4 separate regions of the Homo sapiens genome follow, and regions 1, 3 and 4 are each linked to region 2. The links are chromatin contacts, found by Hi-C or POLR2A ChIA-PET in ENCODE. All regions are on one chromosome and are shown on one strand. The core of a region is the stretch at or near the end of the contact, and the rest is flanking DNA. Distances in the headings are between cores, read along the strand shown.

What was found. A loop is a pair of places that touch in the nucleus more often than their neighbours do. ChIA-PET counts read pairs that join two places held with the same protein, here RNA polymerase II (POLR2A). Pooled maps may share reads with other maps.
Region 1: a map with no recorded cell type shows a loop between it and region 2 (2.9-fold over the local background). The contact joins two enhancer-like sites. A Hi-C loop is called at or near these places in 3 of 37 single-sample maps with no recorded cell type and 4 of 50 pooled maps.
Region 3: a loop to region 2 is called in a map with no recorded cell type, with 3 times the contacts of the local background. The contact joins two enhancer-like sites. A Hi-C loop is called at or near these places in 2 of 37 single-sample maps with no recorded cell type and 2 of 50 pooled maps. POLR2A ChIA-PET finds 5 or more read pairs at or near these places in 1 of 52 experiments (IMR-90).
Region 4: a map with no recorded cell type shows a loop between it and region 2 (6-fold over the local background). The contact joins two enhancer-like sites. A Hi-C loop is called at or near these places in 5 of 37 single-sample maps with no recorded cell type and 5 of 50 pooled maps.

Annotation. Positions count from the first base shown.
Region 1 is chr14:70,885,239-70,887,938 of GRCh38, reverse strand. No RefSeq gene overlaps it. Among named protein-coding and RNA genes, the nearest start is that of PCNX1, 21 kb to the left of the region's middle. RefSeq lists an enhancer at 326-635. Within about 2 kb of position 1,423, at least 12 of the 41 ENCODE cell types and tissues checked have a DNase peak (open chromatin) inside an H3K27ac peak, as active enhancers do.
Region 2 is chr14:71,490,620-71,493,385 of GRCh38, reverse strand. All of the region lies in intron 2 of SIPA1L1 (signal induced proliferation associated 1 like 1), which reads right to left. Among named protein-coding and RNA genes, the nearest start is that of SNORD56B, 94 kb to the right of the region's middle. Within about 2 kb of position 1,310, at least 2 of the 41 ENCODE cell types and tissues checked have a DNase peak (open chromatin) inside an H3K27ac peak, as active enhancers do.
Region 3 is chr14:70,664,300-70,666,999 of GRCh38, reverse strand. The region is part of intron 1 of TTC9 (tetratricopeptide repeat domain 9); the gene reads right to left. Among named protein-coding and RNA genes, the nearest start is that of TTC9, 24 kb to the right of the region's middle. RefSeq lists enhancers at 1-116, 117-617, 1,115-1,274. Within about 2 kb of position 1,404, at least 19 of the 41 ENCODE cell types and tissues checked have a DNase peak (open chromatin) inside an H3K27ac peak, as active enhancers do.
Region 4 is chr14:72,476,369-72,479,068 of GRCh38, reverse strand. RGS6 (regulator of G protein signaling 6) reads right to left here. Exons shown (of 18, transcript NM_001204424.2): 11 at 2,229-2,327; 12 at 740-801. Among named protein-coding and RNA genes, the nearest start is that of MIR7843, 39 kb to the left of the region's middle. RefSeq lists an enhancer at 2,062-2,271. Within about 2 kb of position 1,333, at least 2 of the 41 ENCODE cell types and tissues checked have a DNase peak (open chromatin) inside an H3K27ac peak, as active enhancers do.

The DNA.
Region 1 (2,700 bases), core at 174-2,673, 610 kb after region 2:
TCCAAACCCAGAATCCACAGGGTATGTGTGCTGCTTCTCTCTCTGCTTTGCTTGGGGAGAAAGGAATATAAAGGACCCCTGGGAATCCCTTCCCCTGGAGGTTTCCAGCTGCCTGCTTTTGACTTTGACTTCTCTTCTCTCACATGCAAGTAAAGAAAACAATACTGGGTTAACATTTTCTAAGCTGTACAACCTTAGGACAGTGCCATTGGAAGGAAAATAGGCTAGAAATCAGAAAAGATGGGCTTGATTCCAAAGATTTCAGTCAGATCTTTGACGTCAAGATATCACAAACCCTCCTTCTTCAAAGTGCAGGCACTGTCTGTTGGCTCACATCATCCGTGAGCACTTAGAGTTCCTTGAGTAAGAAGTACTGCCTTCTATAAACATCTCTGCATCTGGAGACTTATTCCTGGACATTGCTAATGAGTCAGTGAAAAACCCCAAATGATCTATGTATCAATTCCTGTTTTACACTTTCAGTTTATACAATAAATGAGAAAAAGGGCTAAGCTCAATTTGCTGGAAGTTGACAGTCCATTTTTATTTTGAAATCATTGTTGGTAATTTCATACCAAAGGAGAGGCTTACAGCAAGAGAGTAGAAATGAAAGCAGAAATGAGAAAGCTTATATAGTCTCAATTTCGATGACTCTAAAAACATTGATCAATCAACAATGCAGCTCATCCAGGAAAACCAAAACACTTTGTGGTAGGCAGAATTCTAAGCCCCTAAGGTTTCCTGCCTCTGGGATCTGTGAGCCTTCTCCCACTTACTCAATCAAACAGCAACCTAGATTCTGCTGTGAAGGGATTTTGCAGATGTAATTAAGGTCCCAAGATAGGGAGATTGTCTGGGTGGGCTTGATCTAATAGCACGAGCCCTTTAACTCTGAGTCTGGAGGTCAAAGACAGAAAAAAATCAAAGAGGTTTGAAGCATGAGAAGAATTCAACAAAGGGGAGATTCTCTATTGCTGACTATGAAGATAAAAGGACCAAGTGGTAAGAAATGCGGCAGTTTCTAGGAACTGAGAGTGGCCCCCAGCTGACAGCCAGCCAGGAAACAGGGACCTCAGTCCCCCAACCGCAAGAAACTGAATCTGTGACAACCAGAATGAGCTTCCACAAGGCCCTTGAGCTCCAGATAAGAACACTGCCCAGCTGACATCTTGATTTAGCCCTGTGAGGAGATCAGTGGAGTCACACCCTTCCCAGTTCTGGGGGAAAACCTGTAAAGTAATGAATGGGGAGTTGTTTTAAGGGGATAAATTTATGATGATTTAGTATGCAGCATAGAACTAAAATCCACACTTCCTGAATGGTTTTAAAGCCTCTTAGCCTAACCCTAAGACCAAAACCCAACCTCCTTCAAAGAGAAACCTGCCAACCACTGTGAACCAAATCTATCAGACAAGTCTCTTGTGATTCAAATTATAACCCACGGCCCGACAGCATACATGTGGCCTAAGAAATGCAGCATCTCAGGTCCCATCTGGATCTACTGAATCAAAACCTTCATTTTAACAAATCGCCTGGTGACTTATATACACATTAAAGTGTGAGAAGCACCAGTTAGCATTTTAATGCAGAGCTGGAGATCTGGAATCAGCAAAACCCATGTTCCCAAGCTGGCTCTACAGTTTTACTAGCTATGCGGACTTAGACAAGTTACTTAACCTCTCTGAACTTCTATTAATCGGTAAAATGGAGCAGGTAATAGTACTGACTTTATAGAGTTGTGGTGAGGATTAAATGGGACAGTATGTAAAGTGCTTTAGCCCTGCATTTTGGCCTGTCGTTAGCCTGGCAAACAGTAAGGGCTTAATAAATTGTTGCTTATTATTGGATTGGGCAGTAATAGCATCAATTGAATGTAGAGGGAGCAGGTAAACTGTATCAGTTGGAAACTTGCAGGATCACTGTGGCTGGCATCCTCTGATTAAATATGTTGTCACGCAGCTCCTCAGAGACTGCAAAAGGTTGTGACCTTGGTTTTCTACCTAACACAAGGCTGGGTCAGCCATGCCATTCCATCCCAATGCCTGTAACCATCTGTGTATCCCCCGACCCTCTCCCTTGTCGGTATTTAACCTCACTGGGCTTGACCTCACTTAGCTAATGAGATCTGGCCAGAAACCATGGAGATGGTTGTCAGCAACTCGGGGCAGGTGGTATCCCTGAATACCAATGGCAGCTCAATCCACAGAAAAGATGAAGAGATGTGCCAGGGGCAAAACACAGCCTGTTGAACTGTTTTAACAGAAATCTAAGGTTCTTCTTATTTTTGTTGGAGGGAATGATGGCAATGGTGACAATGGTGTTGGCATTACTGAGTATAAGAATGAATGTATAAATCAACAGTGACAAATGAGTAATACATAAGCCAGAGAGCTTTTGTGATCAATTCTGCAGAGGCCCGTTCCCCCTCCTGGTGGTTTCTCTGTTCTTGGCAAAGACTCCTCTCACTTGCTTTATTTCTCAGCCTGAGCCACAGCAATCTCTATAGTTCAATATAAATAATGAGGGTGATATTGATAATAACAATAGCTCTCATTTATTGAGTGCTCCAAGTGCCAGGCACTCTTCATATATTATTTATACTCCTTATAACAACTCTTTGAGGTAGACATTATTATGTTCCTTTTTAGCCAAGGAAACAGAAGCCTCAGAGAGGTTAAGTGGCTTGCCCAAGTTTACACA
Region 2 (2,766 bases), core at 61-2,560:
TGCAATAGCTCACACCCGTAATCCCAGCACTTTGGGAGGGTGAATGGGGAAAACTGCTTGAGCCCAGGATTCAACACCAGCCTGGGTAACATGGTGAAACCCCATCACTCCAAAAATAAAAAAAACTGGGGGCGTGGAGGGTTTGGGCACCTGTAGTCCTAGCTACTCAGGAGGCTGAGGCAGGAAAATTGCTTGGGCCCAGGAGTTCAAGGCTGCAGAAAGCTACAGAGCTACAGTCACACCACTGCACTCCAGCCTGGGTGACAGAGCAAGACCCTGTCTCTAAAAAAATAAATACCTATGTTTTGGGGGAGGGATAAAGGGGCAGGCACCACAGATATATTCTTTCGATATAAATTGATTTGGAAATTGGAGAACAGTTACATAAGTAAAAGAGATCCCAGATTCTGCCTTCCGGGACAACAAAAAAGGAGGTAAATGTATGAAAATGCCATTTACTGGCTGGGCACAATGGCTCATGCCTATAATCCCAGCACTTTGGGAGGCCACGGTGGGAGAATTGCTTGAGCCCAGGAGTTTGAGACCAGCCTGGGCAATAGAGTGGACCCCATCCCTACATTAAAAAAAAAAAAAAAATCTAGCCAGGCATGGTGGCATATGCCCATGGTCCCAGCTACTTGGGAAGCTGAGATGGATCGCTTGAGCCTGGGAGATTGAGGCTGGAGTGAACCATAATTGTGCCCTGGGCGAGAGAGTGAGCTCCTGTCTCTGAAAAATAAGAGCGGCTTTCACTCACAAATATTCTGACCACTAAAGAGCTACCGCACGGGCCTGGTCCTATCACACAGTCTTCAAGTCTGAAGCAGACAGCAGAGGTTGTTTATATCCAGAGTTTATATTAACATGACCTATATCCAGAAAACTGCTATCTGCCTCAACAGATGTCCACACTATTAAACAGCTCTGTCAAGCTCTTTCAGAATCAAAGATTTTTCTTAAAGAAAAGGAACACACTAAAATTGTCACCTGTAAACCCCACTTCTGGCTCTTTTTTAACAGGGCATCAAGCTGACCCTTTATGCTGTTGGAAAAAAACACGGCTATATTGAAGATTAAAACTTCTAAACTAATAAAAACAACACCACAGTTCTAAATTCTCTCCTGCCTCATCTCCCCTTGAAACTTCAAGCAATCCACACTTGCTCCTTCCTGCCAAATCCTTGCTGTAACTGTGCCATCAGGCTGCTAGCACGAAAAACTGAGTTACTATACCACCCTCTTTGCACTCAGCCCTGGTAGTAGCCAATATTTCCCAACACAGCCAAACAAAGACCTTGTTGTCAAGGACAGGCATCTCGGCCAATGCTAGCTACCGTGGTGCCTCGCCATTACACAGGTTGAAATACAGTCAAATCATTAGGTGACAGAGGGGAGATGGTGCTGACAGACTTGGATTAGCAGAAACAGGACAGCATTTTTCCCACACACGCACAACCCGAACTATAATAAATGAGGATTATCAGGTAAATTCTCATAATTCTCTTCATTTACAATTTACTGAAAATGTAGCCTACAAATGCCAACTCTTCATGTGGGGGGGCGGGGGAAGGGGTGTGTGTGTGTGTGTGTGTGTGTGTGTGTGTGTGTGTGTGTGTGTGTGTGTTTGAAATAAAACATTAAGCCTGAAACGGTGGCTCACGCCTGTAATCTCAGCACTTTGGGAAGCCAAGGCAGGCTGAGCATTTGACTGTTGTTCCAGCTACTTGTGGGGTTGAGGTGGGAGGATTGCTTGAGCCGGGGAGGTCGAGGCTGCAGTGAGCCATGATTGCACCACTGCACTCCAGTCTGGACGACAGAATGAGATTATCTCAAAACAACAATAACAACAACAACAACAACAACAAACAGGTTGCTCCCTAATACTACTGCTTATATTGCTTCTAGAGCACTGATTACAGTTCATATGTCCATATTTGTTTCATTTCTCTTCCACTAAGCCATTAAGTTCCATGAAGATAAGTACAATGTCAGTTTGGAGATATACTGTCCCCAGAACCTAGGCCTGACACATAGAAGGGGCTCAAGGGGAAAAAGAGGAATGAATGATGATCACCAAAAGGAACAACTGTAATTTAAACTTCAGAGAACTGAACCCAAAGATAGCTCAGAGTTTCCAAGAGCCACATTCAGTTTGCTTGAGTATCCTGCTGTAATGAAGGAAAAACAAAACTGAAATTAAAGAGACTCTTGAAAATCAACTGGTAGTTGACATTTCCTTTCCAATGAGTTAGAAATATATTAATAGGTGAATTTAATTTCTTTTTATTTTTAAATATCGACATCCTGTCTGTTTGAAGGGAGGACTCTGAGGATTAAAAAGGGTAACTACTTAAGCACTCAGTGATATACAGAGCATTATAAAATATTAGGATATGATAAATATCATTGCTACTAAGTTAAATAAGCAAACTTCCCAGTATCAGGAACAGGCATCTTCATTCCTATTAAACCCCTACCTTTGAAAATGTTCTCTACGATGTATGTACGATATCAGGTAGCTAAAACTTAAGGTCATCTTTATAAAGAAATTCTACTTTTTATAGATTCAGCATTTATGTTATTATGAAAAAATAACTATTGTAAGCAATTACTTTGCTTTTGTTCAAATGGGTATACAACAAAGAAAAAATGATAAATGCTTCCAAATGTTTCCACAAGTGTTTCAAATAATGTTGCTGTATGACACTTTGTAGGAGCTAGTTAATGGCACAACAATCTTGGAGATGTTCACACATCACCTGTGTG
Region 3 (2,700 bases), core at 155-2,654, 830 kb after region 2:
GGACTCCTAGCCCCTGGAACTGTGAGATCATACATTTCTATTATCTCAAGTCACCCAGTTTGTGGGACTTTGTTGTAGGCAGCCTTAGGAATAAGCTACCAGAGGCAATCATCATCTCTTCATCATCATCTTCATCATCATCATCACCATCATGGCCAATATTTGTTGAGTGCTTACCTTGTACAGATGCTGGTCTCATTGTTTTACATGTATTACTGATATAATCCTCAGAATACTCCAATGTGGGTACTATTACTGTTTCAATTTTATAGGTGAGGAAGCTGAGGCCCAGAGAGCTGAAGAAATTTCCCAAGTCCACACAACGTGAAAGAGACAAAGATGGGATTTAAGCTGAAGCTGTCTGGCTCCAGAATCCAAGTCCTTCCTAATCTAGTTGTTGGAGGGATTATATAAAATAATGGCCATAAAGTACTTAATGTGGGCTTGGCACATAGCAAGCATGAAAAAAATGTTAGTTAACATTCTTAGAATTCTTTTTAGTCTTGTACCAGTAACATCTGCCTCTGACTTCCCTCAAGTTCCCTTTCATGTATATTTGTCTCTGCAGTTCCTGAGAGAGGGGGCTTTCTGGTAGGCTAGTGACCAGCTCATACAAGCCACATGTCTGGACATGAGAGACCTAGGTGTCCCAGGCAAGAGGAAGCTATGGCAGGCAGGTCTCATGGTGGAGAGCTTCCCCATCCCACAAACAGCCATCTTTGAGTAAACCATGTCCCTTTGAGCTTTCCCTTACCAGCCCTGAGCCACAGGGAGCCACAGGGCTGGGACTAGAGTGATGACACGCCTGGAGGATGACTAAATGGCCTTGAAGAATGATTGAAATTTCGTGCCCTAGGCACCTCCCTCTAATCCCAACCCTGCTGAGCCACCTCGCCTCCATTTAACCACTCAAATATCTAGTAGGCATTGACCAACGGCAAAGTATGTTGCATACTTCGGAGGGAGTACAAAAAAAGAGACAGGAAAAAGGCACCTGTCTGCTTCTTCAAAGCAAATAAAAACAGAGACTTAGGAGGCAAAACTGGTGCTTCTGTTCACAACCCGGCTGGGTGGCTGGGGGAGAATGCTGATGCTCTGTTCCTTCTTTGTGCCCAGACTTTTCCACACTGACAGAAGACACCTCAGGATAGAGACAAGTCACTGATTTCAATCTTCAGGGGTCTAACGTCAGTCATTCTGACCCCTTAAATAACTTCCCAGGTATCAGAATTGCTGAGATTTTTTAAGAGACCAGATTTTTTTTGAGCATTTAGGACCAAAAAACTCCATTCTTTCACAGAATGAGGAGAAATACACAGACTGTCAAGATGAAGGTATGAGAACCAGGAAGTGAAAGAGAATCAGCCCAGATCTAGAAACTGACCTGTCAGGTTTCACTGGCTGCAGGGCAGAAAGCCAAGTCAACAGAAGCAACAGGCTGCTAACCCCCGAGGGCAGCTCTTGTTCACCCAGGACTACAATCTTCTGGTGCACCAGGGGGTCCTTCTGATAAGCTGATGCTACAAGCCCCCCTCCCCTCTCCTCCCTCTCTCTCCATGGTGGGATCTTAGGCCCTTCTGTCCCCTTCCTCACCTGCATGTTGTCGGAGCCTGTGCTGGTGCTTATACAGCTGTACAGAGAGAGAGAGGGGTTTCTGTAAAAAGGTTCCTGGATGTGAACCTCACTGACTGCTACCTGTGTGTGACTTGGCTCCAGCACCTGCTCCCAGAGCTAAAAGCTGTCCTGTCCACAGCTTCCACGCTCCCTGCCTGAAGTCCTCTCTGACCGGGCCTAGCAGCCCTCTTCCCGTCCAGCCCTCCCTCTTTGAACAGACACTTCTGTTTGCTGACCCTGGCAGTCTAGGAAAAGGACCATTTAACAAATAAAAATAAAAATAAAATAAAATAACAGTTTTTGAATGCATAAAATGGTGGTGACAGGGGCAGGGGAAGCAAAGAGGCCTGGAAATGGGGAAGCCTCCCCCTTCCCACAAAGGGTTAAAGGAACCACAGCAATCAATTTCTGGCACTTATTTGGTAAAAATATTTCTAGTTCCCCTGCAGATCCGGTGGGAACTGGCATACCTGGCTGTGGACCAGGGTTCAGACTTTGGGGGAGGCAAGGGAGGCAGGGCTAGGCTGGTTATAGGGTGTGGAGCCTCAGCTGACACCACAGACAGGGCCCAGAAAGATGGAGAAATAGCTGGGCCAAGAGGTAGAATCTGGATAAGAAGTTGGGGTGCTAGGCCAGGACTCTTTTTTTTTTTTTTTTTAAATGGAGTCACGCTCTATTGCCTAGGCTGGAGTGCAGTGGTGCGATCTCGGCTCACTGCAACCTCTGCCTCCTGGGTTCAAGCAATTCTCCCGTCTCAGCCTCCCAAGTAGCTGGGACTACTACAGATGCCCGCCACCATGCCTAGCTAATTTTTGTAGTTTTAATAGAGACGGGGTTTCACCATATTGGTCAGGCTGGTCTCGAACTCCTGACCTCTGGTGATCTGCCTGCCTCAGCCTCCCAAAGTGCTGGGATTACAGGAGTGAGCCACTACACCCGGCCCAGGCCAGGACTCTTAAGGGAATCCAGGGGTGGAGGGGGTGACAGCCAGGCTGGAGGCTGGCCTCAGCGCTACCTGCAGGTGATTTTTAGGCACCTCTCTGCTTTGGGTGGGTGGCTACTGGTACATCTAGTAAGCCCATGGGA
Region 4 (2,700 bases), core at 84-2,583, 990 kb before region 2:
GATTCCTTAAGCAATTGGTCATTGCTTTAACGGTAGCATATGGATGAATAAATGTTCACTACTGAGCTGCCTGGTTAGATTTATTCCATATAGATTCCCCATGTGGTCTCCCATCTTCACGGAAGAGTTAAAAAAACAGACCATTTAGTTGATAAAATTGAGTCTCCCATGAGTTAACGGAGTGGAACTAGCTACTGGTGCAGAATGAAGCACACACACCGCTGTGGAAGCCAGGCTGGAGGGGCCAAATATTTTCTTTACAGCTGATTCGATGCAGTTCAGTGGTTGATGGCGTGTGGAGGCGGAACACTTCCCGATGATCCAGTCCCCTCCTGTCTATGCAGCCAGCACCTCAAAGGACACACATAATTTCTTTTCCCCTATAAAGTGAATCTGGGCATTTTATAGCTGAAAGGGGAGCAATTTCCATTTGAATTAATCCAGAGGCTGAAGGCAAAGGTGCATTATGTAGCTTTAAAGGACATTCTTCCTTGATTGACAAGGTCCCGTGGCCACCCCCTGTAAAGCCTTAGCAACGGAACATTTCTTGACATCACTCAAGGGAGGTCTGTTATCTTAGTTATACTCACATGGAGCCTGTGGGTTTTTCTGCACCCCAGTCTAAGGAATAACTACAGTCTAACTCTTGGCATTGAACACATTCGTTAACCATAACCCTGTAACATTTCTTCCCTGTTAAATTAGAAGAAAGTAGTAATATTATTAAAGGAAAACATACCTTTCAGCCACTTTGGACATTTTCAAACAATGTCTGTCGATCTGTGCGTTCAAAAATGTTATCTGGGAAAATAGAGAACACAGATGTTAAGACCAAACTAAAATTATTTTTTTCCCCTCGCTCCACAAACCCAAATCCTGCATTTCCACCAAGATCCAAATACCTCCTCTGGCCAGACATCTCCAACTCCCTCAGCTCTGCCCTCCAGCAAATTACTTGTGCCTCTGGACATCCCTATCATACAAGATTCATATTCTGCAATTTAGCCTTTGTCTCATCTCCTCCTATACTGTGGTGTGATTTAAGTCTTGCTTTCCAAAATTTAAAGGCAATGTATTTTCTACGTAGCTTAGCAACAGCATGGACAGGTGAAATGTGCCCCATAAATACCTGTTTTGAACAATCCCCAGTGACCCCTCCTCTGCCCACCTTTCACAGGCACGTCACACCCATGTCCTTGGCATGCTTGACTGGAATCATCAAATAGCTTTTTTTCTGTGTGGTTTTTTTTTCTTTTTTTCTTTTTTTTTTTTGAGACAGAGTCTCATTCTGTTGCCTAGGCTGGAGTGCAGCGGCATGATCTCAGCTCACTGCAACCTCCACCTCTCAGATTCAAGTGATTCTGCTGTCTCAGCCTCCCGAGTAGCTGGGATTATAGTCACACGCCACCAAGCCCGGCTAACTTTTTTCTATTTTTAGTAGAGATGGGGTTTCATCATATTGGTCAGCCTGGTCTCAAACTCCTTACCTCAGATGATCCACCTGCCTCAGCCTCACAAAGTGCTGGGATTACAGGTGTGGGCCACCGAGCCCCGAGCCCCGCCAAATAGCTTTTTTTTTTCATATATCCATTACCTCTTACCCATCAGATAATAAACTTGTCAAGGGCAAGCACCTCAAAGTTTACTCCTTTGGGTTTTGCCCTCTAGGAACCAGCAAGGCATAATATAAACAGTAGGTTGCTTTGTTACCAGTAAATATCAGAAGGAAGTAATATAATTAGCCATTGTCTGTTGACCTGGGCTGCTCATCATGAAAGAAAATAACATTCAACCAAGTAATGCTGAAATGGCATTGGGAGTAGAGCTTTATTTATTCTTAAACTTTCCTTTCAAATCACAGCAATAAAGTAGACCATCCTGAGCTGGTGCATTCCAATTATAAGGACTGTGTGACATGAGCCCCCTCCTTCCTCCAGCTCCCACAGCGGACTGTGGGAAACCCCATTACAGCAGTTACCCCAAGGCATGGGATGACTCATTTACGCCCTTTTCTAGTAACTGCTGGAGGAACTGGGTAGAGAATTCTTTCTCTCAAGCTTCCGTGGCTTGTTCACACACAGCACTTAAAAGGTTCAATCACCCACAGCTGGGTTCCACTGTGGTTTCCAGGAACTCAAAGCTTGCTCAATCTTCAGAGTTGAACATTTGAAAGGGTTTTTAAACTGGCCACGTCTCCTCCTGAGAGTGCAAGCTGTCAATTCATTCACCTGTTTCCGGATGTCCTCTTTTGTTGTTTTCCTGATTGGTTGGCTGAGTACATGCACCGGGCTCTGTGCCTGGGACTCTTCAGTCACGCCATACACGGACTAGGAGAAGAAGCAAGCACAGAGGATCATCCACCCACAGAATTGGAGGGTGGCTTAGGGGTCAGCTAGTCCAATGACTCATCCAATTTCGTGAATCCCCTCATGACAATAAGAGATTGGTCTCTGCTTTTATTTCTTCAATGATGAGAATGCTGCCTCTTAAGGCATGTCATCTCATCTTTGGGGTACCACTATAACCCAAATCCTATCTTTTATTGGGCTGAAAATAGCCTCCTTGTATCTCAGTGTTTCTCCAAATATGGTCCATAGACCACCTGCAAAGAATCACCTGGGTGTGCTTGGAAAAGACACGTTGCTGAGTATCCCCTCGCCCCCTGGACTTACTGCATCAGAATCTTTGTGGGTGGGTTTG